Linked DNA regions of Homo sapiens: all the other regions are linked to region 1. The links are chromatin loops, found by intact Hi-C in ENCODE. Cell type or tissue: endothelial cell of umbilical vein. All regions are shown on one strand. Links, peaks and the distances in the headings refer to the core of each region. The heading gives the core; the rest is flanking DNA. Region 1 overlaps FRMD4A (FERM domain containing 4A). Region 2 overlaps PRPF18 (pre-mRNA processing factor 18). Region 3 overlaps FRMD4A (FERM domain containing 4A).

The links. Hi-C counts contacts between places; a loop is a spot of excess contacts. Peaks named below come from ENCODE experiments on the same cell type or tissue, not always from the same donor. Only the 100,000 strongest peaks of a DNase experiment are listed, where the experiment ranks them.
Region 2: a loop joins it to region 1, with 22 times the contacts of the local background. A loop is called at or near these places in 58 of 110 quality-filtered maps.
Region 3: it touches region 1 in a loop (5-fold over the local background); 2 of 110 quality-filtered maps call a loop at or near these places.

What each region holds. Positions count from the first base shown.
Region 1 is chr10:13,772,105-13,783,386 of GRCh38, forward strand. It overlaps FRMD4A (FERM domain containing 4A), which reads right to left. Exons shown (of 25, transcript NM_018027.5): 6 at 10,818-10,902. Among named protein-coding and RNA genes, the nearest start is that of PRPF18, 190 kb to the left of the region's middle. RefSeq lists an enhancer at 3,122-3,291. In endothelial cell of umbilical vein, for the core only: a CTCF peak has its summit at 6,085 (motif pointing left); DNase peaks (open chromatin) are centred at 3,907 and 6,057; H3K27ac peaks cover 2,170 bases.
Region 2 is chr10:13,609,037-13,616,175 of GRCh38, forward strand. It overlaps PRPF18 (pre-mRNA processing factor 18), which reads left to right. Exons shown (of 10, transcript NM_003675.4): 5 at 1,003-1,149; 6 at 2,579-2,647; 7 at 4,705-4,845; 8 at 4,979-5,050. Among named protein-coding and RNA genes, the nearest start is that of PRPF18, 26 kb to the left of the region's middle. In endothelial cell of umbilical vein, for the core only: a CTCF peak has its summit at 4,712 (motif pointing right); a DNase peak (open chromatin) is centred at 4,685.
Region 3 is chr10:13,680,695-13,691,976 of GRCh38, forward strand. All of the region lies in intron 15 of FRMD4A (FERM domain containing 4A), which reads right to left. Among named protein-coding and RNA genes, the nearest start is that of PRPF18, 99 kb to the left of the region's middle. RefSeq lists a silencer at 6,013-6,132 and an enhancer at 9,825-10,381. In endothelial cell of umbilical vein, for the core only: no CTCF peak of the experiment used is centred there; DNase peaks (open chromatin) are centred at 3,897 and 5,777; H3K27ac peaks cover 3,782 bases.

The sequences.
Region 1 (11,282 bases), core at 2,964-7,963:
AGACTCCGCCTCAAAAAAATATATATATTATATAATATATAATAAAGATATATAATATATAATATATTATATTATATATAATTATTATATAATAATAAATATTTATTTATTATTATTATATAATAAATAAATAAAGAGTTCATAGCTAATCCCTTTGGGCAAGGGCAAACTTATACAGGTGAAATATTAGATTCCTGATGTAATCTTAGAGACCAGAATAGATGCCCCTTTATCAACTACACCAGACTCTAAGGTTAAGTTACCTACAGGTCGAGGGTTCAGGGCCAGCTGGCCTAGCAAATTTCTCAATTTCTGTGGCTAAACTCTCTACCAATAGGAGCTGTCAATGCTGGTTTACAACCCAGACCATTACAACTCTGACTGGACAGAGGGCCAGCCTTACAAACATTCTCTTCTGAGGAGCTACTGTAGACTTTAGGCCAGTTTCAGCAGTTCGCAGAGGCTGCACACAAACCATCTTTGTGTCCTATAGTTCACCTGGTGAGGTAAAGCGCCTCAAATTCCACCTCATTTTAATGCTAAAAGCCATCCCAGGAAGGAATGGGAGGTCATGATGTAAAGTGAAATAGGCCAGGCACAGAAAGACAAAGTTCATATTTTCTCACTTATTTGTGGGAGCTAAAAATGAAAACCATTGAACTCATGGAGACAGAATAGAAGGATGGTTACCAGAGGTTGGAAAGGGTAGTGAGGGTGGGAGAGGTGGGGATCGTTAATGGGTACACAAAAATAGAAAGAATGAATAAGACCTAGTATTTGATAGCACAACAGGGTAACTGTGGTCAATAATGATTGAATTGTACATTTTAATGTAAGTAAAAGAGTAGAAGTGGATTGTTTGTAACACAAAGGATAAATGCTTGAGGGGGTGGATACCCCATTTGCCCTGATGTGGTTATTACACATTACATGCCTGTATCAAAATATCTTATGTACCCCATAAATATAGACACCTACTATGTACCCACAACAATTAAAAATTTAAAAAACCAAAGTAAACATGGTAAGTATGTCACCAATATGTCTACCTATGGCACACACACTCGACACTCCTTCGTAACTATGCATAACTTTTCCCCAAACCTGCTGAATGTGTATGACTCTATTATGTAATAAGAACACCGTGAGTCATAAAACCCGACCTGCCCTTCTCCTTTTCAAAAAGAGCACCTTCAGTCCACGCTGGAGACTTTCTCTTCTCAGCTTGCAAACCGGTACTGCCAATACAGCCCTTTCTCCTAGTTAGCCACCTCGGTGGCCTTTTGGATGATACTGATGGTGCATCTAGGCATTCTGACAGCCACTCACGCCACCTAACCTCAATCAAGGAACTATCAAAGTACTTCTCTGAGGAACTGAATGGAAAGGTCTTTCGACATGAGCACCAATTTTCTTTTCTCTCTGAAGGTTTGCATGTAAAGAAGATTGGGAGCTGGTGATTTCTTGATTTCTCTTATAGCTGTAAGATGTATAATTTGTGGAAATCTTTCTGATAAAAAAACTAAACAGACTCTGTCATTTTACGACCTATGTTTGCAAAGCTTTCAGACATCACTGTGATGACTAATTTTTGATGGTGGATCATCTTCTTCTGTCAGTGCAGAACCCAGAATAGGCAGGATTCAATCCTGCAGCCAGAAAGTGCGGGAAGAGCTGAGGGTCCACATTCCCTGACTCGCTCCTGTCTCATGGGACAAGTCCGCTGCCTCCTGCAGGGGCTGATGGATGGGCACCTTCAGTTGGCTGTTGGAAGCCACACCGGAAGAGGGAGAGGAGCAGATGGAAAAGGCTTGGCGGGAAAGCTGTGCCGTCTTATTGGTCTCTTTCCAGGGAACACGCAACGTTCCAGGCAGGCTTCCTGTGAGAGTTTCCCATGGGACGGGACTCACATTTCTAAATGAGATGTATCCACGCCCTGGCCAATGTCCTCTCTATCACCCACCTGTCTCCTTAGTGAGTTCAAGCACATCAGAAACACTGTTGGACCATGTAGGAATCCTATTCCACACTTCCTCCTGCTCCACCGGAAGCACACAATGACAGCCCCGCTGTCTCATATCCATATTTTAATTTTCTGCAACTTGGATAGATTATGACTACATTTTCCTGCTCTATTGTATAAAGTAGGGGGGTGGAAGGGAAGAGAAAGTGAGAGGGGCGTCTGCTGTGGCCATGCCTCCTGCCTGCTGGGAAAGAGAGAGGAAGGTAGGAAGGCAGTGTTCACAGTTTGGGAAAAATAGCAAAACAAAGCCAAACACCTTTCCTCGCCTTTCTGCTATTAAAGAGATGAGAGGTTCGTTCTCTGAAGAAGAACAGGAAGCAGGGATGAAGTGGACCGGAAGTGCAGGAATTACATGGAATTCTATACCCAGTGTGGAGACTGTTCCCTCCCGATCCCTGGATGTGGGAGGACATGTCCCAGGCAGGAAGGGAAGGGTTTTTTCTGGAGAGAATGGAGAGCCAGAGAGGAAAGATGTCCAGATACCAAGACACTGATATTCGGGGTTCCCCAGGGAAAGAACCAGCTTGCGACGGGATCACGTCACAGGGACACCCACTGGGGGACCATCCCACCCTGAAATGGAGCATCTGCTTAGTTTCTAAGTGTGAAGCAACAGACCAGGGCCAGCAGACAACTGAGGAAGCCTCGTACAGGAAAGAGAGACCAACACAAATAAACTGGAAAAAAAGAGCTGGAAGGAAACATAGAATAATAATGATAACTAATATTATCAGAGTGATAAGAGAGGATATTATGTTCCTGAAACAATAATAGCATAATATTAAAAAATCAGATAATATAAAGAAACTCTTAGAAATTTAAGAAAAAAAAAAACAACAAAAAACAAAACCATAATGGCAAAGGTTAGAAAGTCCAGAGAAGAGATTAAAGTAAATACTGACAAAGCCTCCCAGAAAGTAGAATAAAAAGACAGAGATAGACAGCTGGAGAGACAAGTATAGGAGTGGGAGGCCATGCCCAGCATTTGATAAATAGGAATTCTGGAAAGAGAGGACACAGGCAAGAGGGGAGAAGATGTCAAAGAAACAATCCAAAAAGAACCTCACAACTAAAAAAGAATGCATGTCACGTCTCCAGACTAAAAGTGCCCATCGAACACAGAGTACAATGGATTTACAAAGACCCACATCAGGGCACCCATCCTGAAATTTTAGATCAGAAGGAGCAAAAAGGAGTTCCCAAAGGATCCCATTGTTGGGGAGCCCAAGGGGGTGTCACATACAATGGATAGGATGGTGGGCTTTTCCAGAGCAACGCCTTTGGTATTCTGAGAGAAATTTTTTTTTTGTATATTTCTATATCCAGTCAAACTATTCATTAGATACAAAGCTAGAATAAAGACTTTTTCAGATATGCCAGTATCCAAACATTTTACTTCCCATATGCGCTTTCTCTGGATTGATTGCAGGATGTTCTCCAGCGAAACAATGGTGTAAAACAAAAAACAGGAAGACTCCGGATCCGGGAAAGAGAGGACCCAATACAGAACGAGGGAGAAGGAAAGACCCTGATGGGGATGCGGCATCCCGGGTTGAGACTCTGCATGAGACCAAGTCCAGGCTGGAGCAGGAGGTTGGAGGAGTCTAAGAGGGAGGTCCTGGAAAAACAACAGCAGTAGCAGCTGCCACAGCAACCAAAATCAAACCAAAGAGGAACGAGAACTACCCGACGTAGCTGGAAATTAATATTGGTAGACATCTGAGAATCTGTAGGAACTTTTGGGAGAAAAGTGAAGGGTATGTAGTAACTAAATAAGTGAAAGCAAGGCAAGTATTCCCTTTGGGTAAAACAATGGGTTGTCTAAAAAACGAGCTGCAACCACAGGATACTACTTGGATTAGTCACGATAATGTCATGCTTATGACTACGGCTTTAAGCCAGAATTATGCTATCACCATACTAAGAAAATGGAAAAGGAAATAAAATGTGGGTGGTTATAATCTAAATCTACATCCTTATTTTTTTTTTCTTTGTGACAAAGTCTCGCTCTGTCCACCGGGCTGGAGTGCAGTAGTGTGATCTGGACTCTTGGACTCACTGCAACCTCCGCCTTTGGGGCTCAGGCAATCCTCCCACCTCAGCCTCCAGAGAAGCTGGGACTGCAGGCATGTGCCACCACACCCGACTAATTTTTGTGTTTTTTGTAGAGATGGGATCTCACTAGGTTGCCCAGGCTGGTCTCAAGCTCCTAAGATCAAGTGATCCTCCCACCTCAGCCTCCCAAAGTGCTGGTATTATAGGTGTGAACCACTGTGCCTGGCCGTCTTCATCCATTTTTAACAGGAATTCAACAACCTAAAAGTGAATCAATCAAGGAATAATGCCCTGTGTCAATTATTTATCTATATGGAGGCAAATACTAGAAGAAACAGCTAAAACTGTTGCAAGTGGCAGGAGTTGCAGGGAGGAAGCTGTTTGTCATAATCAGCCTTGTGGAACCATTTGACTTTTAAATGATGTCATCTATTACTTTGATAGAAACAAATATTAATACTTTAAAAAGTGAATGAAATTGAACTTTGAAAAAGCAGAAATAAGCGGCTTATTTTACCTTGACAACTTAGATTTTAACATACAGTAGGAACCGTTCCCCAAGAGACAGGGAGGGAGCAGATACTAAACCTACGCTGGGTAAACCCAGGCATCCGGGTATCAGCATCGGGATGGGTTATCTGGGTCTAACACTACCCTCTGGGCTCTTCAAGGTCCCCAAAGCACCAGGGGGCTGTGTGGGTGGCACAAAGAGAATCACAGCCAAGAGAAAAAAACTCGGGTCTAAATCCAACGAGCTAATCACATGCCTGGCATGGGACTAAGAACTTTGCATGCTTTATCTCACTGAATCTTCCCAAGAAGGTTGTGGTTAGAGCCTTATAACATCCTTGCTCAATTAGAGAGGAAAGGGAAGCTTGGAGACGTTACAGGAGGTGCCCACATTTATCCCTTTTACCAAGGGGCATGCCTGGGAAAAGAACCTGGGTCTGCCCGGCAGCAAAAGCTGAACTGTCAACCACTCAGCAGTGCCTTTCATGATCTTTACACTGACACAGGTTACACAGGCTATCCAGCCATCCCCCAGTCCTTTGTCTCTGAGTCACTTAGCCTCTCTGTACCTACTTCCTCCTCTGGAAAGCCAGCGATTCTCGCTCCATCTCACGCAGAGATGCTGAGGCTCAAATATCATAGTATATATAAAAAATTTAAATGGCAATTTGTACAAATGAAAATATTATTCTTGATCACAGGAGGGAGACAGGGGGCCTTGGGATGCGACTTGGTCTCCTATATCAACTTGAAAGATGCTGTCCCTTGGTCATTTGTGGTCATTTATGTGCCCAAGCCCAAGGAAAGATTTTGAGAAGAGAGGGCTGGGTTCTGGAGTGACATTCAGCATGTGGGCTGATGCTGTCGGGACCTTGAACCTAAATGTGGCTGGCTGCAAAGGTGTCATCACCTCCACTCAGGGCATCTGTAGTATTTAGTTCTGACATTTATTCTTTTTAATTTTCCCTGAATCGCAAAGTCCTAGGCGTGCATGATGTTCAGAGGCCTTCAGTGCCAGCTCAGCATTTGGGACAAGACAGTACTGAACGCAACTCCTCTCCCTTTCCCCAAGCGTCTGCCCAAGTAGGCTTTGGGTCAATTTTTTTTTTTTTTTTTTTTTTTTTGAGACGGAGTCTCGCTCTGGCACCCAGGCTGGAGTGCAATGGTGCGATCTCGGCTTACTGCAACCTCAGCCTCCCGGGTTCGCTCAAGCAATTCTCCTGAGTGAGCCTCCCGAGTAGCTGGGATTACAGGCGCCTGCCACCACGCCCGGCTAACTTTTGTATTTTTAGTAGAGATGGCATCTCACCATGTTGGTCAGGCTGGTCTCGAACTCCTGACCTCTTGATCCACCCGCCTCTGCCTCCCAAAGTGCTGGGATTACAGGCGTGGGCCGGGGACAATTTTTTACTTGCCCTGCTGGAGAGTGATTTCGCGGATTCAGCCTTGCCATGCATTTACTTCGCTGCCCAAGGCTGCCACCTGGTGGAGACTGCTCACCTTTCATTTCTGAACTTGGTTTCAAAGCGCTTTCACATTTATTTAAAAAAAAAACCTGATACTCTTACAATCTGTATGTAAGTTCAGTATTATTATTTCCACTTTATAATGAGAAAGTGGGGTCTTAGAGGAAAGAATCTAAAAGTACCTGGAACTGCATTATGGTATCTTTTCCCTCCATTCGGCAAAACCCCAAAATGCTGTCCTCTTAGTGTGCTGGGTTTGAGCCCAGTTTAAGTCCTGGCTCAGCAACTGTCCCAAAATGAGGTCTTTTCACAGAACTGAATTTGATCATTACCAGGCCCTCCGTTATTCTGAACATTTGTAATTGGTGGAACTATTCTGTGCAGTGAATGTGTTGAGGTAGTTACAGAAGGAAAGTGATGGCTGATACTACCATTCCAACGTGTGTGTGTGTGTGTGTGTGTGTTTGTGTGTGTGTTAAGGTTTAATGGGTTTTTGCAATCCCTAGGGCCTGAGTTTAATTACATTTTAAAATCCAGGCAGCGGTATCTCCCTAGACTCCTTTGAATCCATCCATCGAACACCTCACAGACAAGCGCACGAGGAGAGCCTCCCTCCAGGGTGCACCATAGCCTGGCCATTCATTAGGCATGTGATCTCATCTTCATTCACTGGGAAAACAGGGATAAAAGGCTGCATCTATCTCTTGGGTTGATGGGTGCAGCAAACCATCATGGCACATGTATACCTATGTAACAAACCTGCACATTCTGCATGTGTATCCCAGAACTTAAAGTATAATAATAATAAAACACTTTTTAGAAAATTCAGGACACTCTGGGCTTTACATTTATTTATTTATTTATTTAAAAAAAGAATTGGCTGGGTGTGGTGGCTCATGCCTGTAATCTCAGCCCTTTGGGAGGCCAAGGTGGGTGGATCATGAGGTCAGGCGTTCGAGACCGGCCTGACTAACACGGTGAAACCCCATCTCTACTAAAAATACAAAAATTAGCCAGGTGTGATGGCTGGTGCCTATAATTCCACCTGCTCAGGAGGCCGAGGCAGAGAATCGCTTGAACCCAGGAGGCAGAGGTTGCAGTGAGCCGAGATTATGCCATTACACTACAGCCTGGGCTACAGAGTGAGACTCCATCTCCAAGAAAAAAAAAAAAAAGACTTATTTAATCTTCCATCAATGTTCTGACAACCAAGAGAAAATTCCTTACTGAGATCACAGGAATGGCTAAACCCATCAAATCTTCACTTGAAAGTTCTCTGGTTTGTCCATCTGGAATTTGCCCTGACTGAATGCACTACCCTTAAATTCCTTAGTAGAACTTTTATTCTAACTAATCCTCACACTTCAGGACTTCAGACGAGTCCCTGACATTTTACCCAGGTAAGAGGTAGAACTTAAGCTGTGAATTCAGAAAAACATCTGTTAATTTGCTTTCTGTGGCCCTACATTAGTCAGCTGGTGTATACCTCAAACTCTTCCGCTTCTTGTTAATTACATTTTTAGAGTAAGGGGAAATCCTAGGTTTAGTATTATTTGATTTATTTCAAGGTAGAATGCATTTTGGCCTCCAAATTAATTACCATCAATAAACTTATGCAAAATTCACTCTCAAAAAAAAAAAAGCAGTGTCTATCTCAAAAGGCGTTGTGAAGACTCAGTTAAACAATTCACATAAAGCACTCAGCAACAAGCCTACACATCATGTGAACTTTGTAGGAATGAACCGTTCTTGTCTATTACTGTTAATGAGCAGCCCTAAGGGGGTGTGACGGAGATTGCATTCATGAGACATTCATTGCATTCGTTATGTGCATGCCGGGGGTAGCCAGTGGAGTGGGTGTTTCTTTTTTAAAATGTTCTTTTAGGGCCGGGCAAGGTGGCTCACACCTGTAATCCCAACACTTTGGGAGGCCAAGGTGGATGGATCAACTTGAGGTCAGGAGTTTGAGACCAGCCTGGGCAACATGGCAAAACCCCATCTCTATTAAAAATACAAAAACTAGCCAAGCGTGGTGGTGCACACCTGTAATCCCAGTTACTCGGGAGGCTGAGGCGGGAGAATCGCTTGAACCTGGGAGGCGGAGGCTGCAGTGAGCTGAGATTGTGCCATTGTACTCCAGCCTGGGCAACAGAGTGAGACTGTGTCTCAAAAAAAAAAAAAATGTTCTTTTAGTCGCAGTTCCTAACCTCAGTGATATTCCGCAAGTCCATCTTCCCCGGGAGGAGGTGTGTGCTGTAAAGGGGTGTAGGCATTTTGGGTCATCCCACAAAAGGAGACACTACAAGCTTATGGAGCAATTGGATACAGGACAAGGGGCTGTCGCTCTCAATTAGGAATCATCTCTTGAACAAACATTTTTGTAAAGAAGATACACAAATGGCCAACAGCATGCGGACATATGCTCAACATCACTAGTCTACAGGGAAACGCAAATCAAAACCACAATGAGATACACCTCACACCCATTGGGATGGTCATCAATTTAATAAAGCAAAATAGAAAATAACAAATGTTGGAGAGGATGTGGAGAAACTGGAACCCTTGGGCACTGTTGGTAGAAATGTAAAATGGTGCAGCTGCTATGGAAAACAGTAGGGATGGCTCCTCAAAAAATGAAAAATAGAAGTACCCTATGATCTGGCAATACCACCTATAGGTATATACCCTGAACAACTGGGAATAGGGTCTCGAGGAGATATTTAGACATCCATGTTCATAACAGCATTATTCATGATAGGCAAAAGGTTTTGGAAATAACCCGTGCCTTTTGATGTATGAATGGATCAACAAAAGGTGATCTACACAGACAATAAAATGTTATTTAGCCTTAAAAAGGAAGGCAGCCAAGCGTGGTGGCCCACTTCTGTAATCCCAGCACTTTGGAAGGCCAAGGCAGGCAGATCACCTGAGCCCAGGAGTTTGAGACCAGCCTGGCCAACATGGTGAAACCCTGTCTCCATAAACAAATACAAAAATTAGCTGGGTGAGGTGGCACACACCTGTAGTCCCAGCTACTTAGGAGGGTGAAGTAGGAGGATCACTTGAACCCAGAAGGTGGAGGTTGCAGTGAGCCAAGATTGCACCACTGAACTCCAGCCTGGGCGAGAGAGACCCTGTCTTAAAAATTAAAAAAAAAAAAAAAAAAAAAAAGGAAGGAAATTCTGATACACGCTACAACATGGATGAACCTTTTTTTTTTTTTTTTTTTTTTTTTCTGAGACAGAGTTTTGCTCTGTTGCCCAGGCTGGAGTGCAGTGGTATGATCTCGGCTCACTGTAACCTCCACCTCCCAGGTTCAAGAGATTTTCCTGCCTCAGCCTCCCAAATACCTAGAATCACAGACACAAAACACCACATCTGGCTAATTTTTGTATTTTTAATAGAGATGGGGTTCCGCCATGTTGGCCAGGCTAGTCTCAAACTCCTGACCTCAGGTGATCCGCCTGCCTCGGCCTCCCAAAGTGCTGGGATTACAGGCATGAGCCACCACACACAGCCAACATGGATGAACCTTGAGGCCATTATGCTAGGTAAAGTAAGCCAGACACAAAAGGACAAATATATATGATTCCACTTATATGAAGTACTAGAGTGGTTAAATTCATGGAGACAAAAAGTAGTGGTTGCCAGTGGCTGAGGAAAACGGGGAAGGGGAAGTTGTTTAATGAGTACAGAGTTTCAGTTTAGCAGATGAAAAGAGCTCTTGGGTGAATGACGGTGGGGATGGTTATACAACATTGTGAGTGTACTGAATGCCGCTGAACTGCACACTTAAAAATGGCGGAGACTACAAACTGACTTCCGTGTATGCTGCTCGAGTGAAGGGTGCACCAAATTCTCACAAATCACAACTAAAGAACTTACTCATGTAACTAAATACCACCTGTTCCCCAAAAACCTATGGAAATATAAAAATATTTTCCAAAATGGTTAAGATAGTAAATGTATGTGCATTTTACAATTTTTTTTAAAAAAGAAACTGTCTCAAAGTGACAATAGCGTCCCTTTGAAAGATGCTGCTAGACCAACTAAAAATGGTCAAATATACACGTATTTGGTTATAAGAAGCTCATTCCTATCTGCAAGACCTGTCTAAGTTGACTGGTGCATTTGTCATACTTGTCTAGGCTTTTCACCTTTGTCTCAGTTGACAAAGAAATCTTTAAAATCAGGAGACCTTTAAAATAAGGTTAGGAAACATGTCCACAGAGCCAGAAACACAGCCATGGATCAAAGGAATCACATTATTATTATTATTATTATTATTCCTTTTTTTTTTTTTTGAGATGGAGTCTCCGCCTGTCACCAGGCTGGAGTGCAGTGGCGTGATCTTAGCTCACTGCAACCTCCACCTCCCAGGTTCAAGCAATTCTCCTGCCTCACCCTCCCAAGTAGCTGGGACTACAGGCATGTGCCACCATGCCTAGCTAATTTTTATATTTTTAGTAGAGACAGGGTTTCACCACGTTGGCCAGGATAATCTCAATCTCTTGACCACGTGATCCACCCGCCTCGGCCTCCCAAAGTGTTGGGATTACAGGCGTGAGCCAGCGCGCCGGGTCAGGAATCACATTATTAAATGGTGCCGTTAGCTTCATAACATTCCATTTATTTATAGTAATTAATTTATAAATGACTTCTCCTAATCAATAAAATGGCCTAAGGGGTAACACTTTGGAATTTCCAGCTTCAAATGATACTTTCAGGTTTCAGAGGGAAATTGAGGGAGAGGGAGTTCCTACCTTGTAGATGCAGGACTTCGCGTTCAGAAAGAAAAGCTCAATGGTAGCATTATCCTTCAGGTATGAAATGCTTTCTATATAGAACCTGAAAGAGAAAAATGGTGCGTGAACCACAGAAACAGCAGGTGCAGAAAATAAAGTGCTCTCTTGAGCTACATGATTTGAGATGAAAGCTGGCATTCCCCATCCTAAATAAACAAAGGAAAAAGGCACCATCCATGGTTTTTCTATGATTCCCTAGGGAGGACAAACTGTTTTTGGAGTTTTGATAGTGGCTTAGGGTCACGCCTAATGGGCCTCACCATAACCAAAGAACTGGGTCTACCACCAATTTGTAAGAACAAATTCTAAAACTAGGCCTCTGATTTCTTTGTCCTATCTGCTTTATAATTTTACATAATGTTATTTGTTTTCATCACATTGCTTGTTTGTCCTAAATTGTCATTGAGTTGGATTTTCTTTTCT
Region 2 (7,139 bases), core at 2,140-7,139, 160 kb before region 1:
TAAGTGTTTTGAGTTGAATGTTTCTCTTCTGTGTTTATGAAGGGACAGGAGACAATGATCAGATGCTTTTTGTGTGAGAACGTTAGGAGTTAACATTGGTTGAATGTGCACCGTGCTCCAGTAACTGTTCAAAGCTCATCGTCCATTTCTTAGCTTACTTGCGTGACTTGATGTTTGCGAGGTTCTGGAACAGCTGCATCACATAGTAACTGTTCACTGAAATAAAAAATAGCATCCTTATTACAGCCCTACGTAGTAGATGGTGCCATTACTCCTATTCTGTAGGTGAGTCTACTGAGGCACACAGGGGTTAAGCAAGCTTTCAAAGAGCTATTTAATAGTATGTGGCAAGGATTTGAACCCAGATAGCTTTTACTCTCAACCATTACCCTATAGCCGCCTCACAGCCATGTTTCCTTGGCTCTTAAACCTTGCAGCTGATTCTCATTCATTTTTAGGAAGATGAGGCTTCCATTTTCATTAAAGGGTCATGAACCATATGTGCATAAAATGCGAATTTGCTGGTTTGCTAGAAACATAGTTGAGAACCTGGGATATAGATGAGGCACCAATTTTATTACACTGATGTTTCTGAATGTTTTGGGAGTTCACAGTAGTTGAGGTTAGACATTGTAAATGAGCTGGGCAAACGGGTTGGGGACTCTAATGGAGACCTGCCACTGTCACTAAGCCTCATTAGAAAATTACAGCATTGATGAAGATTCTTACTTGGATTTGTCACTCACGTGTATTTTATTTTTCTGACCAGCAGACTGGCCATTGTTTGTGCATTGTTTTAATTTAAATAGGTCCGTAAGAATTAACTTTAAATGGACAGTAGTGATAGTTGTGTGATAAATTGATGTGATTTGAGTCCCTACTTTTGCTGAACTCTTCTTGTGGGGGAAAAAATATTTGCAGTTATTAATGAAAAATCAAAGGTGAAAAAACAGGTGTTCTTCCTTTCATAACAGGTGTTCTTCCTTTTTTTGCTTTTCTTAGGGATTGAGGAATGATTTGAAAGCAGCCTTGGATAAGATTGATCAGCAGTACCTCAATGAAATCGTCGGCGGTCAGGAGCCTGGAGAGGAAGACACACAGAATGATCTGAAAGTTCATGAGGAAAACACCACAATTGAAGAGTTAGAGGTAATCTCTACACCAAGCCCAGCACATCCCTGGCACCCTTCTTTTTCCTCTGGAGCAGATGACTGAGTCGGGCAGATTGTTGAGGGCAGAGCACACTGTTGTCCTTGGTCTTTTGTTTATTTACTCCTCGCTTTTATTTATTTACTCCCCTTTTTCTCATCCTCCACTCACATTCCCCTACTTCCTGCCTTCAAAAGGAACCCATTCTAATATGTTGGATATGCATCTTTCTGTTTGTTGGTGCTCTTGTGACCTGCAGTGTTTTGTGAGCATGTATTTTTGATTTACATAAATGATGTTATGCTGTGAAATTCTTTATTCCGTGTTTTACTTTTCTTTTTTTCAGTTAGCACTATGTTTTTAAGAGCTATCCTTGATGCTCTGTGTACACTGAATCCTTTGCTTTTAATTGCTACATAGGATTCCATGTGTTACGCCATTCACTGCATTTGACTTTTTGTTCTCCGGTAATGATGGACAGCTAGATTGTTCCCAGCTCTCTCCTACCACAAACAGCTTCCTGATGAACAGTCTTGTGCATAACCACGATGGCCTAGCAAAGTGGGATTGTGGGATTTATATATGTATATTTAACTTGTCTAAGTACTGCCAAGTTACTCTCTGGAATGGCTGTCCTAGTCTACACCCAGCAGTGTGAGGGTCCCCTGTCTTTCCAGCCCTGCCAACGCTTGGCAATATCTTGCTGTCTGATTTTTGCTATAGTGCTGCTTTTGGAGTGTTAGTGTATAATCTTAATTAAAAAGCAATTTTGTATCATGTAAGTAGCATGTAAAATAAATATGGCTTAAAGTTCTTAATGCTTAAGGAAACATAAACTTATTTTTCTGTTTCCTTTAATTCCTGGCTCTTGTATGTGTAGCTGTCCCTCTGAATAAGATCATAGTTGAGGAAGACGTCATTTTAATCCCCTGCCTCCTCCAATACCTGTCTATGGTCCCTAAATTTTACTAAAATAATTGGTATGGGCAACCAGTTGTGGGCTTTTTTTTTTTTTTTTTTCCTATTGGTGTATTTATTTGTTTATTTTTAAAAAACAGCTTTATTGAGATATTGACATACCATACAGTTGACTGATTTAACATATACAAATCAGTGGTTTTTAGTATATTCACATGGTGGTGCAACCATTATCACAATCTAATTTTAGAACATTTTGGTTCCCCCAAAAAGAAATCTCACATTCATTACCCCCTCTTGACTTTTCATAAAAGGTAACATGCTCTCCAAATTTAAGTGGCAAATCCGTGTTTTTTGTTTTTGGTTTCTTATCTAGAAATTCCATCCGATTTTTAAGTAAAAATTGAACAGCATATGTGACCAAGAGCCATGTTTAGACTGGTGTTGGTAATATATATGTTTAGTTGTTGCTCTGTATTAATGAACAGAAGCATTGTTTCTTTTTCTTCAGGCGCTTGGAGAGTCCTTAGGGAAAGGCGATGATCATAAAGACATGGACATCATCACCAAATTCCTGAAGGTGCGTGTCTTAGGCGAGGGGATGAGGATGCCTTGGATCCTTATGAACTATTCTTATATTTTTGGATTACCAAGGGTTAAAGGCTGGAACGGGAAAGCCTCAATACACATTTCTCACACATACATGATGTTTATGATATCACTATGCACTTGATGTAGCAGTTAGTAAGAGAAAATGCATATTTACTTTTCTTGTGGCTTTTTTTTTTTTTTGGAAACAGAGTCTTGCTCTTGTCTCTCAAGCTGGGGTGCAGTGGTGTAATCTCAGCTCACTGCAACCTCCACCTCCCGGGTTCAAGTGATTCTCCTGCCTCAGCCTCCTGAGTAGCTGGGATTACAGGCACCCACCACCATGCTTGGCTAATTTTTGTATTTTTAGTAGAGATCGGGTTTCACCATGTTGGCCACGCTGATCTTGAACTCCTGACCTCAGGTGATCCACCCACCTCAGCCTCCCAAAGTGCTGGGATTACAGGCATGAGCCACTGCGACTGGTCTGCTTTTCTTGTGGCATATTTTTTAAAGCTGGCTCATTAATGTAAACACATAGAAAAGAATCACAACAGCAGAATTAATAAGAAGTTGGTAGAGTTGCTTATTTTTTTCTTGAGGCAGAGTCTTGCTCTGTCGCCCAGGCTGGAATGCAGTGGCACCATCTCGGCTTGCTGCAACCACTGCTTCCTGGATTCAAGCGATTATCCTGCCTCAGCCTCTCAAGTAGCATGCCACCACACCCGACTAGTTTTTGTATTTTTTATTTATTTATTTATTTATTTTTTTAGTAAAGAGACAGGTTTTCACCCTGTTGGCCAGGCTGGTCTTGAACTCCTGACCACAAGTGATCCACCTGCCTCGGCCTCCCAAAATCCTGGGATTATAGGCATGAGCCACAGTGTCCCGCTGAATTTCTAGACAACCCAAGGAAGAAGAGGGTTCTAGCTTTTTTTTTTTTTTTTTTTTTTTTTTAAGCAAAAGTGTCTTTCTCTGTTGCCTAGGCTGGAGTGCAGTGGTGTCATCCTAGCTCGCTGTAACCTTGAAATCCTGGGCTCATCAACCTCCCGAGTGGTAGGGCATGTACCACCATGCCCAGCTAATTTTTTAGTTTTTTTTGTAACCTTACAGAGAGTGCTCAATTCTTCAGTTCTACAAATAGCTGCCTATTTTTGCTGACTTGCTGATTCCAACCGTCTTCTCAACATTTCTCTCTTTAGTGGTCTAGATAGAGTATGAACAAATCCCAGATATTTTATTGTTTATTCACAAACTGTGTTCAGACCAAGAGATTTACATGCAAGGAATGCTTTTTCTTGTGTGTACAGTTTAGATACAACATATTATTCATCAAGATTCTGAATATATTGAGGATACAGCATGGAAGTAGATAGGGCATAAGAATTAGTATGAACTAGAATTTCCTCTTTGAGTGATGGCCTCTTCTTTTTTAGGATATGCATAGATGATGCCCCTAGAGGACAACATCCTCCTCAGCCTTCTCTGTTTCCTACTTCCAGGAAGGGTGCCCTTTATACAGTTAAACCCAAGGGGCACTGAGGTAGTTATCTAGGGGTGGGGGTGGAGTGGGAATGCTGGGTCTTGGCTTCTTTATTTCTGTTTCTCTTTCTCCTTCCTCTCCTTTAGTCAGGTGCTTTCATGGTTTTTAAACTTAATCATGGTCTCTACAGCATATGTAGAAAGTCCAGTTTTCTTGTAACTCGTAACTTGTTGAATTTTATGTATATAATACAAATACAAATACAAGTTTATTTCCTCTCAAATAGTTAACTATGAAACTTGATAGTTGTTTTCTGAGGGAAGCAAATTATCCTGAGCTAGGAATAGATGTAGACTAGGGAAGTTGGTGACTTGCCAAAGGTACTACTTCAAAGCATTATCATGACCAATAAGCAGAACTAGCTTATTCTATATTATTTGGTGGCATTTTAATCAAGACATTTACTTTAAGGATGATTGTATTCTGTTTTTGTGTGCTAGAGAGCATTTAGATGTACTGAACCACTGGGTGGCATTGTAGTCTAAGTTTACCCATCCTTTCAACAGTTTCTTCTTGGCGTTTGGGCTAAAGAATTGAATGCCAGAGAAGATTATGTGAAACGCAGTGTGCAGGGTAAACTGAACAGTGCGACCCAGAAACAGACCGAGTCCTACCTAAGACCACTTTTTAGAAAGCTACGGAAAAGGGTGAGGTTTCTTGGAAAATACTTTTTTTAACTGACTTTAAAAATACAGTATAAATTTAGAATAAATGCAGTCTGTTTTTTCCCTATACATCTATACATAGTAGCTTCCAAAATTTCTTATTTATTTTTTTCAGAATCTTCCTGCTGATATTAAAGAATCAATAACGGATATTATTAAATTCATGTTGCAGAGAGAATACGTGAAGGTACATTCCCATGCTGTTCTTTGAAATTGTTAAGAGTATATCTAGGTTATGTACGTAATATAATGTTCATTTGGGATAGGAGGATTTTACATAGTAGATTTAAGAATAAATGTGAGATGAGTTAGTAGTAAAAAGCGTTTTATTTTCTATTGTATTTGCCAGCTTTACTGTTAGGCAGTGAATAACAAACCTGACTAAGAAAATACAGACCTCATCTGTATGCTCTTGGTCATTTTTAAAATAGGCCTAAAGGTTCTTCAGAGCATGAACTTTATATAGGCAGTGTTCATTTTATGAATTTCAAAGTTTTGTAAATGGCTGATTATGTCTTGGAACAAATTTTCCCATAGAAACAACGTTGTATAGATGAGTTTCCCAGGATGGTCATAAAAGCCCCTTTAATCTGTAATATAGCTGAACTGTTGCACTGATGGTACAGTGGAATTTAACCACTCTTTGTAATTGTTTCTATGGGGAAATGGTTCAAGCAAGGCTTCCAGGACTCATCTCTCCCATTTCAGCGTTGCAGACCCCTGCAGTGGAAGTCTCTCCTCCCTTGCCCCAGTGTCTATACTCCTGAATGGGCTCTGGGAGGCAGCGGTGAGGGAAAGGGTGCTGGTGTCCAGGGCTCCCTGAGATAGAGTTTAGAAAGGGATGAGAGGAGGACTGTCAGTTGGTACAGGGGAACAAGAAGGGAAGGGCCCAATGCACCAGTAGTGGCAATGAAGAAAGAACAGAGTTTGAGGGAGGCTTCTTGTGGCCGTGCCTCCCAAGGCACTAGGAGTAGAGCATTTCAGTGCAGCAACCCCAGTGCCAGTGCCAGAGCGGTAGGGAACTCGGAATGACATTGCTTATCCAGTGCTGTATCTGTATACTGACGTAACAAGGGACTGCTGGCATTCCTGAGTGACTGGATGATTTACGTGATTAGAGCCTTAGGCTAAAGAGGTTCCTGCAGTGATTTTACTCCTTTTAAGAGCCAGCCAGTTTTCTCAAAGAAAATATTTTTTGTCTTACAGTTATAAATGTGCTTCTTAGTTTCTGTCAGTTGCATGATTCTTACTAAGGATGGTTGCATTGGCATGGATGGATAAGGTCACCATCACTGCAGGAAGAATGCACATCACTCCCTGCTAGAATGGATGCCTTTCCTCTTACTGCTTTTTCTCGTGATCACATATCAGAACTAAGTGCAAGTGCAAGCTTATTTTGTATAAACTACAGAAAGAACCAAGAAGCTTTAATAACCTGTTTAGACAGTTTCTTTGAAATTTGGGGGAAACTAAATATTGCAGTTTTTATCAGTTAAGATCCAATGTTAAAGTTTATACACATGAAAATTAGTGATAAAAATGTACATAGGCCCTTTTTAAATTAAGCTTTATAAAACCGGTGAGCAGAGCAAGTTCACATTTATCTTTAGGGTAGAAAATGATCTTCCAGCTACCCTATCTGTAGTATCTGATTTTAAAAAAATTGACTCTCCCTATCAATCTCATAGGTGTCTGATTTTTTTAAATTAAAATCTCCTTGAGGCCTGGCTTTATAAGCTTCTCTTAACCCTTGAGGTCCTTTAGAATTTATTTGCTTTATGTTTTTCTTGTTCTTCCTCACAGCTAGCCAGGCTTGGTTAGGAAAAAAAGCCTTTTGTCTTCATTGGTTTCTGTCTTCATTTTTTGTGGCTGTTCTTTAACGGTTCTTGGCAGGTAGGGGGTGGGGTGGGGGGCAAAGTGGAGCGATCTCATCCTTCAGCTATTCGACTGGAGGGCCAGTGTTTCCTCTCTGTTTACACATCTGTTAAAGACCCTGTGTGGTCGTCGGCACATACTGAGCCCCCACTTCCTTCAGAGAGCCACAGTGCTGTGTAGGGAGTGGATATTGTTTAGGGTTGGACGATGAAAAACTACTTAGCCCCTGTCTTCTACATGACCCCCTGTGGAGAAGACTGGGTCTAAAGGAGACCAAAACTAGAATTTTCATCAGTGCATTGAAGTGCCTACCTGGTAATTCCAGATCTGCAACATATTAATTTCCAGCATACAAAGGCTGCAAAGGAATGTTTGCCTTTTTTTTACTCACAACCTAGCTT
Region 3 (11,282 bases), core at 3,490-8,489, 91 kb before region 1:
CAGCCGGGGTGACAGAGCGAGACTCCATTTAAAAAAAAAAATTTAAAAAAAAGTTTAAAAAAAGGATATAGGCTGGGCGCAGTGGCTCATACCTGTAATACTAGCACTCTGGGAGGCTGAGGTGGGAGGACTGCTTGAGGCTAGGAGTTCAAGACCAGCCTGGCCATAGTGAGACCCCTGCTCTACTAAAAAAAAATTAAATGATCTAAATCTGCTATCATGGAGAGAGGGTGGTGACTGGAGGGAAAGACACTGGATTTTCATCACATATCTGCCATTAAATGGTGTAACGCCTTGAGTTACTAATCTCATGGTTCCATCTATAAAATTACCAATTGACCCATCTCTAAGATTCCTCAAACTGAATTCACTATTACTCAATAAACAACTTACTCGGATAGTTCCCTCGTGCCTCTAGCAGTCATTTTTGCAATTTTTACAACAGGCATCTTATACACAGCACAATCTTCCCTCCCCTTTTTCTCTACCTTCCTAACTTCTAGCCTTCTGCCAGTGCTGCTCTCATTTCAGTTACTGCTACAGCCTCTCCCGGGCTGGAAGGGTGTGTCTCATCATTAACCAGTGCCTAAAGGATTTACTGCTTCATCAACAGACCGAAGCAAATATTTGTAAACTCAAAAGCTAAACAGAGTTTAATCTGAGCTGTCTCTGGGATTAATGAAGTAGAAGATGGATGGAACCTCTTTATTCTAGGTAGAAGGGCGAGATTTCAAAGGTTATTGATTGAGAAAACAGTAGCTAAGTGCTACCTGGAAAGGGTTGTCCAAACATGAGTTGGTGTAGGAGTCAAGGGGAAAACAGAGGTGATCTCAATACGGTTTGTGAAAGGCACATATATATATGTATGTATATATGTATATGTGTATATATATATATTTTTGTAAAGTTTCAGGCAACACTCAGATTTATTAGAGTATTCTGAATATTCTTTAGAAGACACAAACTGTTATGTAGCTTCCTCTAAAGCCAAAGCTCACACCAGTGGTTTTGAGGTAATAGGGCTGGGTGTGTGTTCCAGCACTGCCGTTTACCAGCTGTGGGGACTTGGGAAGGTTGTGTAACCTCTCGAAGTCTGTTTCCTCCCCTGTAAAATGGGAATGAAAACAGGACTTCTTCAGAAGTTGGGAGAATTAAAAGAGAACGCTTAGAAGATGCTTGGAAGAGAGGTGAGAATATATTAAGTGTTACATGAATACCAGTTACTCTTTCTATTAAAAAGTGAGGCTGGGGTGGTGTCTCACACCTATAATCCCAGCACTTTTGGGAGGCTGAAATGGGAGGACTGCTTGAGGCCAAGAGTTTGAGACCATCTTGGGCAACATAGCCAGACCTTGTCTCTACAAAAATTAAAAAAAAAAATTAGTAAGGCGTGGTAGTGCATGCCTGTGGTCTCAGCTACGCTGGAGGCTGAGATGGGAGAATTCCTTCAGCAGAGGGTGTTGAGGCTACTGTGAGCTGTGATTGCGCCACTGCACTCCAGCCTGGGCAACAAAGCAAGACCCCGTCTGAAACCCTCCCCCGCCACTATTCCTAGCCTTTACTAGGAGTCTGCACCCCAATTCAGAGAGCTTCAAAATGTAGATGAGAAAGTCCATTTCGTGGACAAGCAAGGAAACGTAGAATGCTTGCAGATGTACCACCCACCGTGGCCACATCAATTCAGGAAGCTCAGGAGGAGAAGGGTAAGGAAATGAGTTTTTAGAGAACTCCTAAACAGGAGCTTCCTACCTGCTGCACTTCATTGAATCCTCACAGAGACATCATTCCCATTTTCTTTCTTTCTTTTTTTTTTTTTTTTTTTTTGAGACAGAGTCTCGCTTTGTCACCAAAGCTGGAGTGCAGTGGCCTGATCTTGGCTCACTGCAACCTCCACCTCCCGGGTTCAAGTGATTCTCCTGCCTCAGCCTCCTGAATAGCTGGGACCACAGGCACACGCCACCACGCCCGGCTAATTTTTATATTTTTAGTAGAGATGGGGTTAGTAGAGATATAGTATGTTGGTCAGGTTGGTCTTGAACTCCTGACCCTGTGATCCACCTGCCTCGGCCTCCCAAAGTGCTGGGATTACAGGCGTGAGCCACTGCGCCTGGCCTCCCATTTTCATAGAAAAGGTCACAGAGTCATAAGGAGGCTGAACTGGGAGTCTAACTCTGCTATTCTGTCTTCTGCCTCTTGCATAAAAACTCAACACGGGTAGGAGCTTTCTGTCTTGATCTCAGCTGGGCTGCCCTGGTAAACCTGTGTAGAAAGCAGTCACATCGACTCCCAAGTGGGGGCTCTTTGCGTGATAGTGCAAGCATCAAAACCTAAGAGAAGGAAGCAGGGCAGGGGCTCTTTGGATCACCCAGGCTGGAGTGCAGTGGCGTGATCTCAGCTCACTGCAACCTCCGCCTCCTGGGTTCAAGTGATTCTCCTGCCTCAGCCTCCCATGTAGCTGGGATTACAGCGCGCCACAACGCCCGACTAATAGAAGCCTCTGGAGCCCCTTCCACGTGCACGGTGGTGTGGGAGAGACACGAACAGCAGACATGCATCCAGTGCTCAGACCTGCCTGCCGGGAGGCAGAAGAGAGCAGGCCACAAGAATAGGCCGGGCCTGGTGGCTTTCACCTCTAATGCCAGCACTTTGGGAGGCCCTGGCGGGAGGATTGCTTAATGCCAGGAGTTTGAGACTATCCTGGGCAACACAGCGAGACCCTATCTGTAAAAAAAAAAAAACAAAAAATAAAAAAATTAGTTGGATGTGGTGGTAAACGCCTGTAGTCCCAGCTGCCCAAAAGGCTGAGGCAGGAAGATCCCTTGAATCCGGGAGTTTGAGAGTACACTGAGCTATGCTCACACCACTGCGCTCCAGCCTGGGTAACAGAGTGAGACCCTGTCTCTAAACAGACAAAAAAAAGAATGAGACAGGTAGTAGTTGCCGTAGAAGGTGGAAGGTGGAACCCACAGCCGGGAGCTAACTGGGTAATTAACGTGAATTGTAGCTGGTCACATCCAGTTTTTTTTTTTTCTTTTTGAGACGGAGTCTCACTCTGTCGCCCAGGCTGGAGTGCAGTGGTGTGATCTCAGTTCACTGCAACCTCTGCCTCCTGGGTTCAAGTGATTCTCCTGCCTCAGCCTCCCGAGTAGCTGGGATTATAGTGCGCCACCATGCCTGACTAATTTTTCTATTTTTAGTAGAGATGGGGTTTCACCATGTTAGCCAGGCTGGTCTCCAACTGCTGACCTCAAGTGATCTGCCCGCCTTGACTCCCAAAGTGCTGGGATTACAGGCGTGAGCCACTGCACCCAGCTGGGTGACTTTTTTTATTGCCTCTCTGAGAAGGTTAAGCCTGCCTCTGAATTATTGTCAGGAAAACAGTGTCATCAGGTCAGTTCTCCAGCAAAAAATCTTTCCTCCCAGTTATCGGGAGGAAATGATCTACTTGAATGATACTAAAGATAGAATCTGTTGTTTTTGGCGACCTTATGAGCACATTTCAATCCTAATCCAAAGGATTTTCATTGAACTAGTTCACTAATAATCTGGCCAACGAGGAAGACAAAAAGGGCTGACCCTAAAAAGACAATTCCCATCCAAGCAGAGAGAGAGATGGAGTTACTCACGCCAAGTCAGAAAGTCATTTTCGGGGGCATTTGGAAATCTTTGGAGTGAACTTCCCGATGCTATGAACATTGTTTGAGACCCTGGAGACACTGCCTGTGTCACTGTGGGTTTCCCAGCTTCCAGCCGGGGAACTCCAGACTCCAGCCGGGGACAGCTGGGTGTGGAGGAGCGGATGTGGAGGCAACGCCAGCAGCACAAACAGCAGCTCTCCTCCCGGCCGGCAGACACATGGAAGGACAGCCTCTTTCAGCCTCATTCAGCCGCGAGCCAGAAATGCTCCAATTGTTCAGAAGACCCTGGGCGACTCAGCACCGGATATGAGCGCACATTCTGCCAGGAGGACGTTGTCAGGAGCCACGCGTGGCTCATCTGTTTTTGACACAGAGGGGATATTGATGACCAGCCACTGATTTCAGAAGACAGAGAAGGGGTGCTTTCCTCTCTGGAAGGAGGGGAAACTTCAAAGCAAACAATGCTCCAAAGAAGAAAGGAATCGGTTGTTCTAGAACTAAAGAAGGGAAATGACAATCCGTCTCTTTAGACCTTAGAGAAAAAAAAAAAAAAATGAAGAAGGCGGTATATTCCCAGCAGATCAGTAAAAGCTGTAAGGAAAAGTTTTGGCAGACATCCCAGGAATAAATATGAGGAAAAGGTTAGAATTCTTCTTTATGATAAAAAGATATTTATTTCCTTGACAAATCCTCAGTGATGAATTCCTTACATAAAAGATGTCCCAGGAGACCACGGGAAATAATGCCACATTGCAGACTGCAGGATAAACGTGTCATCTCTGGGGACTGTTATAGAGAATTAGATGTGATTTTTAACATGAAAAAATGCATGCTTGGAGAACTTTTCATCAGGCTTAGAAATTTTAGAAATAAAATAGTTCATTTCAGAGAGCATTGAAATTGAAGCTCTTTGAAAACCAAGCACCTTTTGATGGTGGCTGGGAGTCTCTGGAAGAGCTTTGCTTTCTGGCTAGATTCCATGGCTCACTGGCACTCGGTGAAGAGTGCAAATGTAATTTAACAGAGAGAGAGGAGAATGGAAAAAAATAACTGAACATTCATTTTAAAAAATTAGCAGCATCCAGTAAAATACCCAGCTGAAACTATGGTTTGTAAATCCTACAGTTTCCATTTCTTAGGCTGTGAAATGAGGGAGCTGACCTATCTTCTGGGTCCAAGCTTGTTAGGCTATTGCAATACCAACGTTTGCAGGTTAACTGTGAATTTCAGTCATCCTCATTCTGTGCTCCCAGCAAAGGAGCACTGCAACAGAGGGCTGGCCCTAAATGGGAACAGAGAAACGCTCGTGGGAAGTGATAGTTATATCTCTTTTTAGTATTTAAAATTTCATCACAGTCCTACCCAGTCAGGAGGCTGAGGCAGGAGGATCGCTTAAGCCCAGGAGTTTGAGGCTGGAGTGAGCTAGCATTGCACCACTGCACTCAGGGCGACAGAGCGAGACCCTGTCTCAAAAAAAAGTTATCATTGGAAAGTCATTCATTTAGGTTATACATTGTCATTTGGTCCTGGTTCCCTTTAGTGGGCAAATGCTCCTTTATTAGTAACACCTCAGGGGATAAATATAGCTGTGTAAATGACTTTGTCTTTATTTCCCCCAAAATAAGAACAGAAAGGGATAACGACTCTGTCTCCCTCTCAATTTTGACTCAGGCCAGTCCTGCTCAAACATGTCCAGAACCATCCATTCCCCAGAAAGAGATTTCGCAGCTCTCCCTGGGCACACGGTCCAGCATAAACAAACCCTGGCACAATCCGACTTTGGCTGCGCCCTGGGGCAGAGCAGAGGCTATGACCAAAATTAAGGCCCCTGGAATCCTGTCCATTGTTAGACCTAAAAGGAGAGGCCACAGGCCATGGGTAATGGAGGACTTTAAAAGGCCAGGAACAGAGATACAGGGAGGAGAAGGAGGAAGGACAAAAGAGAAGGGATGAAGACAAAACCGAAAAACGTCGTGTGATTTATATCAGCGCAAGGCAGTGAATTCTGAGCTGAACACAGCCGCCATCATGACGCTGACAGAGCCTATCAGCTCCCCTCTCTGTTTGGAGAGATGTCAGATAGCTGGCACTCTCATTGTTACATTAGTTATTAATAAACTCCTTAACAATGGGAGGAAGTGCTAGCATTCAGAGAATGGGAGTGTGTCAACAGCTGAGGACTGAATGTGGACGGATCCCAGGCAATGCCAGGCCCATGTTTAGCACAACCTGTTTTCTCCCAGAACAGAAAGTGTCAGAGCCAGGGTACAATGACAGACTGCAAGTTTTGTTTCATTTCTCGTTTTTTAAACCCAAGATCCATCACCAGATTCTTCGCAATCTTGCTGATCACACTGCAGATGACTCAATGGCCATCTCAGTAATCACACAGCCAAATTCCTACTTGAAAACACAACATATCCCTTAGTTTTACAGAGAATGGGTCGTTTATGGCCCTAGACTTCTAGTCGAGAAGCCAAGATCAGCCTCATCATCTCATTTAAGAAATGCTGCAGTCCCATTTATTCGTTTCAGTGGTTAATACAACAAGCCACACGTCCCTGCAGCACACTGGGTATTTCCTAAGTGGGTTTGTGCTATTTTCCTTAAAAAGCCTGAGAACAAAAACTAACTCTCCTAACTCCCATTGAAATCAGAACTGTTCTCTGATGGCTTGGCCAGGTGTGGTGGCTCAAGCCTGTAATCCCAGCATGTTGGGAGGCCGAGGCAGGCAGCTCACTTGAGCTCAAGAGTTCGAGACCATCCTGGCCAACATCATGAAACCCCATCTCTACTAAAAATACAAAAATTAATTAGCCAAATGTGGTGGTGGGCAACTGTAGTCCCAGCTGCTCAGGAGGCTGAGGCAGGAGAATCGCAGATAACCCGGGAGGAAGAGGTTGCAGTGAGCCGAGATCATGCCACTGCACTCCAGCCTGGGCGACAGAGCAAGACTCCATCTCAAAAAACAAAATGAATGAATGAATGAGCTGTTCTCTGATGGCAAATCCCCAAAACAACACTTAGAACAAATCTCAGGCTCTGTCTCACTTTCAGACAAGCTATGAATGGGCTGTGTGTCTTCACCTACAAAGATACACCCAGTTATTGTTGCTTTGTTGTTGTTATTCCCTTTTTTCTCCCCTCCAACATTTTCTGGAATTTCAAGTAACATGAGATGGGAAGGAAGGAATAAACCCATTCAAGTTCTTTCAACATGGATTTTGGATTCTTTTTTTAAAAGACCCTGAACATGTCTTAACCAGATGGTTTGAATTCATAGTTGTTCTCTCAAACTGTACCTGAACTTTCTGCAAATGTGTTACCTGAAGACTTAGGAGTGAAAGCAACAGAGAGACGCAGCTACAAATGTGGAAGCAATCACTGGGCTGTCACAGGGCAGAGTGAATCCAATGCACCCTGCCTGCTCCCCCTCCAGTGGTCAATAACAGAGGCACTGAGCACCTGCACAAATGGATTCAGGACGCGGGTTCCACGACTTTCCTCCCATCTGAATGCCACTCAGTGCTGCATGGGGAGGTGAGAATTTCATTCCTTTTCTTCCAACACAGGCTTACAGCTCTGATTCAGATGGTTCACCACCTCTAAGGGCCTCCACTTAAATACAGGTCTACGGGGTCTCACAGGGGACAGCTCTGCGTATCACTACTACGGGATTCAGGGCCCTGATCTCAAGCCTTAACCAATCACTTTAACTACGCTGAAATCATCTGCCATTGAGTCATCTGCAGTGTGATGAGCAGGACTGTCAAGAATCTGGTGACAGCATAGCAAAGACTTGGAACCAACCTAAATGTCCAACAACGATAGACTGGATTAAGAAAATGCGGCACATATACACCATGGAATACTATGCAGCCATAAAAAATGATGAGTTCATGTCCTTTGTAGGGACATGGATGAAACTGGAAACCATCATTCTCGGCAAACTATAGCAAGCACAAAAAACCAAACACCGCATGTTCTCACTCATAGGTGGGAATTGAAGAATGAGAACACATGGACACAGGAAGGGGAACATCACACACTGGGGACTGTTGTGGGGTGGGGGACAGGGGGAGGGATAGCATTAGGAGATATACCTAATGCTAAATGACGAGTTAATCGGTGCAGCACACCAACATGGCACATGTATACGTGTGTAACAAACCTGCACCTTGTGCACATGTACCCTAAAACTTAAAGTATAATAATAAAAAAATTAAAAAATTTACTATTAAAAAAAAGAATCTGGTGACGGATCTTGGGTTTAAAAAATAAAAATGAAGCAAAATCTACAGTCAACTATGTTGACTTTTTTATTTGAAATGCTAATCCGTGGCTCAGGGCATTGGTAGGTATGGATATTGACTTCTTTTTTATTTATTTACTTATTTTAGAGACAGAGTCTCGCTCTGTCTCACAGGCTGGAATGCAGTGGTGTAATTTCAGCTCACTGCAACCTCTGCCTCCTAGCTAGGCTCAAGTAACTCTCCTGCCTCAGCCTCCCAAGTATCTGGGATTATGGGTGTGTAATTACACGCCTAGCTAATTTTTATATTTTTGGTAGAGACCGGATTTCATCATGTTGGCCAGGCTAGTCTCGAACTCCTGCCTGCCTTGGCCTCCCAAAGTGCTGGGATTACAGGCCTGAGCCATTGCACCTGGCCTGGCTTCTTTAATAGGTATCAATGACATTCTTCATTTCTTCAGCATCTGAGGCCTCAGATACCAAGTACTAGACTTCAGTAGTTTTAAAGGTAATTATGTGTCCTTAAACAGGCAAACCACCTTCAAAGTTACTAATAGTTTAGAAACATTTTACGTCTTTTTTTTAAATCAATGAGCAGTACACAAACTCTTTGCGGGGGGGGGGGGGGGGGGGGGGAGGGCTATAACTTTGTAAAATGCTGTGTATAGTACCTGGCAGAGTTGGGAGCTAGCAGAAATGTTTATACCACAGAAATCTTACAGTGTTGTGACATGGCTCAGACACACCATGATTTGGGTTTAGATGAGGGTCAGAGAATAATTGAAAGATGACAAGATGGATACTACTGCAGGACACTGACGTGACACAAACTTTAAAGGTCTCATACCAGTGTGACAAAGGCTTACAATATAATTTGGGAAAAAAAGTACTGGAGACAGATCCTATGGGAGGTATCAGCAAGGCCCAGGGTACCATACACTCTAGGAACATAGATTAGAAGATTCTTTTTTTTTTTTTTTTTTAAGAGACAGGGTCTCACTCTGTCACCTAGGCTGTTAGTATAGTGATACCATCATAGCTCACTACAGCCTTGAACTCCTGGGCTCACGTGATCCTCCAGCCTCAGCCTCCCAAGTAGTGGGAAATATAAGCATGCACCACCATGTCCAGCTATATTAAGAAGATTTTTTTTTTTTTGGTACAGATGGTGTCTTGCTATGTTGCCAAGGCTGGTCTGGAACTCCTGGCTTCAAGTGATCCTCCCCACCGCCCCAAACCCCTACCCTCCTGAATAGGCGTGAGCCACTGTGCTGGGGTGAATATTCCTAAAACACAGCACATGCAGGAGTCTTATTAGTATCCTTCACAATTTAATTCAATTTCAATAACTGTGCATCAAACACCTATTGGGTGTTGGGTACTGGGCAAGTATTAGAAAATTCTGAAATGGAGACTAGTTTCTCAAAATGCTTTTAAGGAACAATTATTAGACACTATCTAACAAGGAGGTGAAAGAGAGAAAACAGTTGACCCAACTGGACACTGGGTTATACATATCACCTTTTCTGAATGAACATCAGAAAATAAAATCCGGCAAGTGTAATAAGAGTATTAACAATTAGAGCTCTCCTGGAATTGCAAGCAGCGGGGCTTGTCCCCTTTGTGGGAACACATTCTAGGCAAGAGGGCAGAAAGGCAGGAAGAAAGGGATGGAGATGAGCCAGCCGCCTAGATCTTCAGGCCAAGGCTAGATTTCCCCATTGCAAGGGATGTCGAATCAGCCCCTTCCAGATGGCGCTGCCAATGCTTTCATCACGGGAAAGCTTTATCCTCCTGGTGCAAGGAAACACAGGCAGCCGTCAGCCATCCCAGCGGGAGGGAGAACAAGATCTAGGGGTGCTAGAAATTCCCTTTGTTCCCTGATGGAATGTTTCCTGTTTGCAGTGCGTCCCCCCACTGTCTTGGCCCTCCTAAGTCACAGGAGGTGGGTGTGGGGCACCCCAAGGAGCCTCCACCCTGGCACTAAAGGATGTTTTTCAGGCTCAAACTTGCAGGGCTGGTAAGAGTGGGACCTGCCCTCGGGTTGAGTCATGGGGCTTTCTCACCTTCTCACCAGGGTTTCTTCTTGCTCAGCTGTGCAGCTGCAGAAAGGGCTGAGGGCACTGAAGCTGACAATGGGAGCCGCTCTGCAAGTGGCCCCAGCTGCTACTACTAACTCCTAATCACCTCAGCCTGGGGCCCCAGCGCTGAATGATAAAGCATTTGAAGATCGCTTCATTGTATTGGTATACCGATGCTTATCTATTAGGTGTACAGATGGATTAAGCAGGAAGGTTTTCTTAGGATTTCTCTTCTAGCCCACCAGATTGATTAGCAAAGTCCAGCCTGTGGGGAGTCATAGAGATGTACTGCTTTTAAGTCTTAAAGACACTTGGATTTCATTTGTGTGTGTGTGTGAGAGAGACACAGTCTCACTCTGCCGCTCAGGCTGGAGTACAGTAGCATCATCTTAGCTCACTGCAACCTCCGCCTCCTGAGTTCAAGTGATTCTCCTGCCTCAGCCTCGAAAATAACTGGGATTACAGGTGTGCACCACCATGCCTGGCTAAGTTTTGTATTTTTAGTAGAGATGGGCTTTCACCACGTTAGCCAGGCTGGTCTCTAACTCCTGGCCTCAAGCGATCCGCCTGCCTTGGCCTCCCAAAGTGCTGGGATTACAGGCGTGAGCCACTGCGCCCGGCCAGATTTCATTTCTGATGGTGCATGATGTCAATTTCATCTCAGGAGGTTTGGGGCTCCTGTTCACAGCCTCATCTATAGCTGCTATTAAGGTAAATTGCTGCCTTGGTGCCCCCTGGAGTCTGCCAGATACAAGGGGGCCCGTGCAGATGGACCAGGACACGGGCTTAAAACTGGGCACACCTGGGTTCTATGAGCCTGGGCAACACACCCACCCCAAGCTTGTCTCTTCCTCAGCAACAAGAGAGTCTCCCCAATTAAAGCGACTAGACCAGCAGCATCAGCCTCACTCGGAAACTTGTTAGAGGTGTAAATTCTCAGGCTCTCCCCAGACCTACAGAATCAGGAGCTCTGAGAGGGGTTTTGACAAGCCCTCCAAGTGGTTTCGATGCACGCCGAAGTTTGAGAACCACTGAGCTTCAAGAATCCAAGCTGAAGTCAGCCAGATTCCCTGTGCTAAGGGGGAAGGTGGGCTGATAGATGCAGCCTCTCTCATCTGACACTGGGTTTTCACAGGGTTAGGAAAAAACGCGATTGTAGGTTGTGTTTAAAACACAAACAAGGTGTTGGCTCTGACTCTGCTCTAGGTCATTCAGCAGGAGACTGGGAGCGGCTGTAATTCGAGGTAGGGGTCTTGGTCTTTGAATTTCATTCTCTTTGATCCTTGAAGACAACATTCTCTGCAGTCTTCA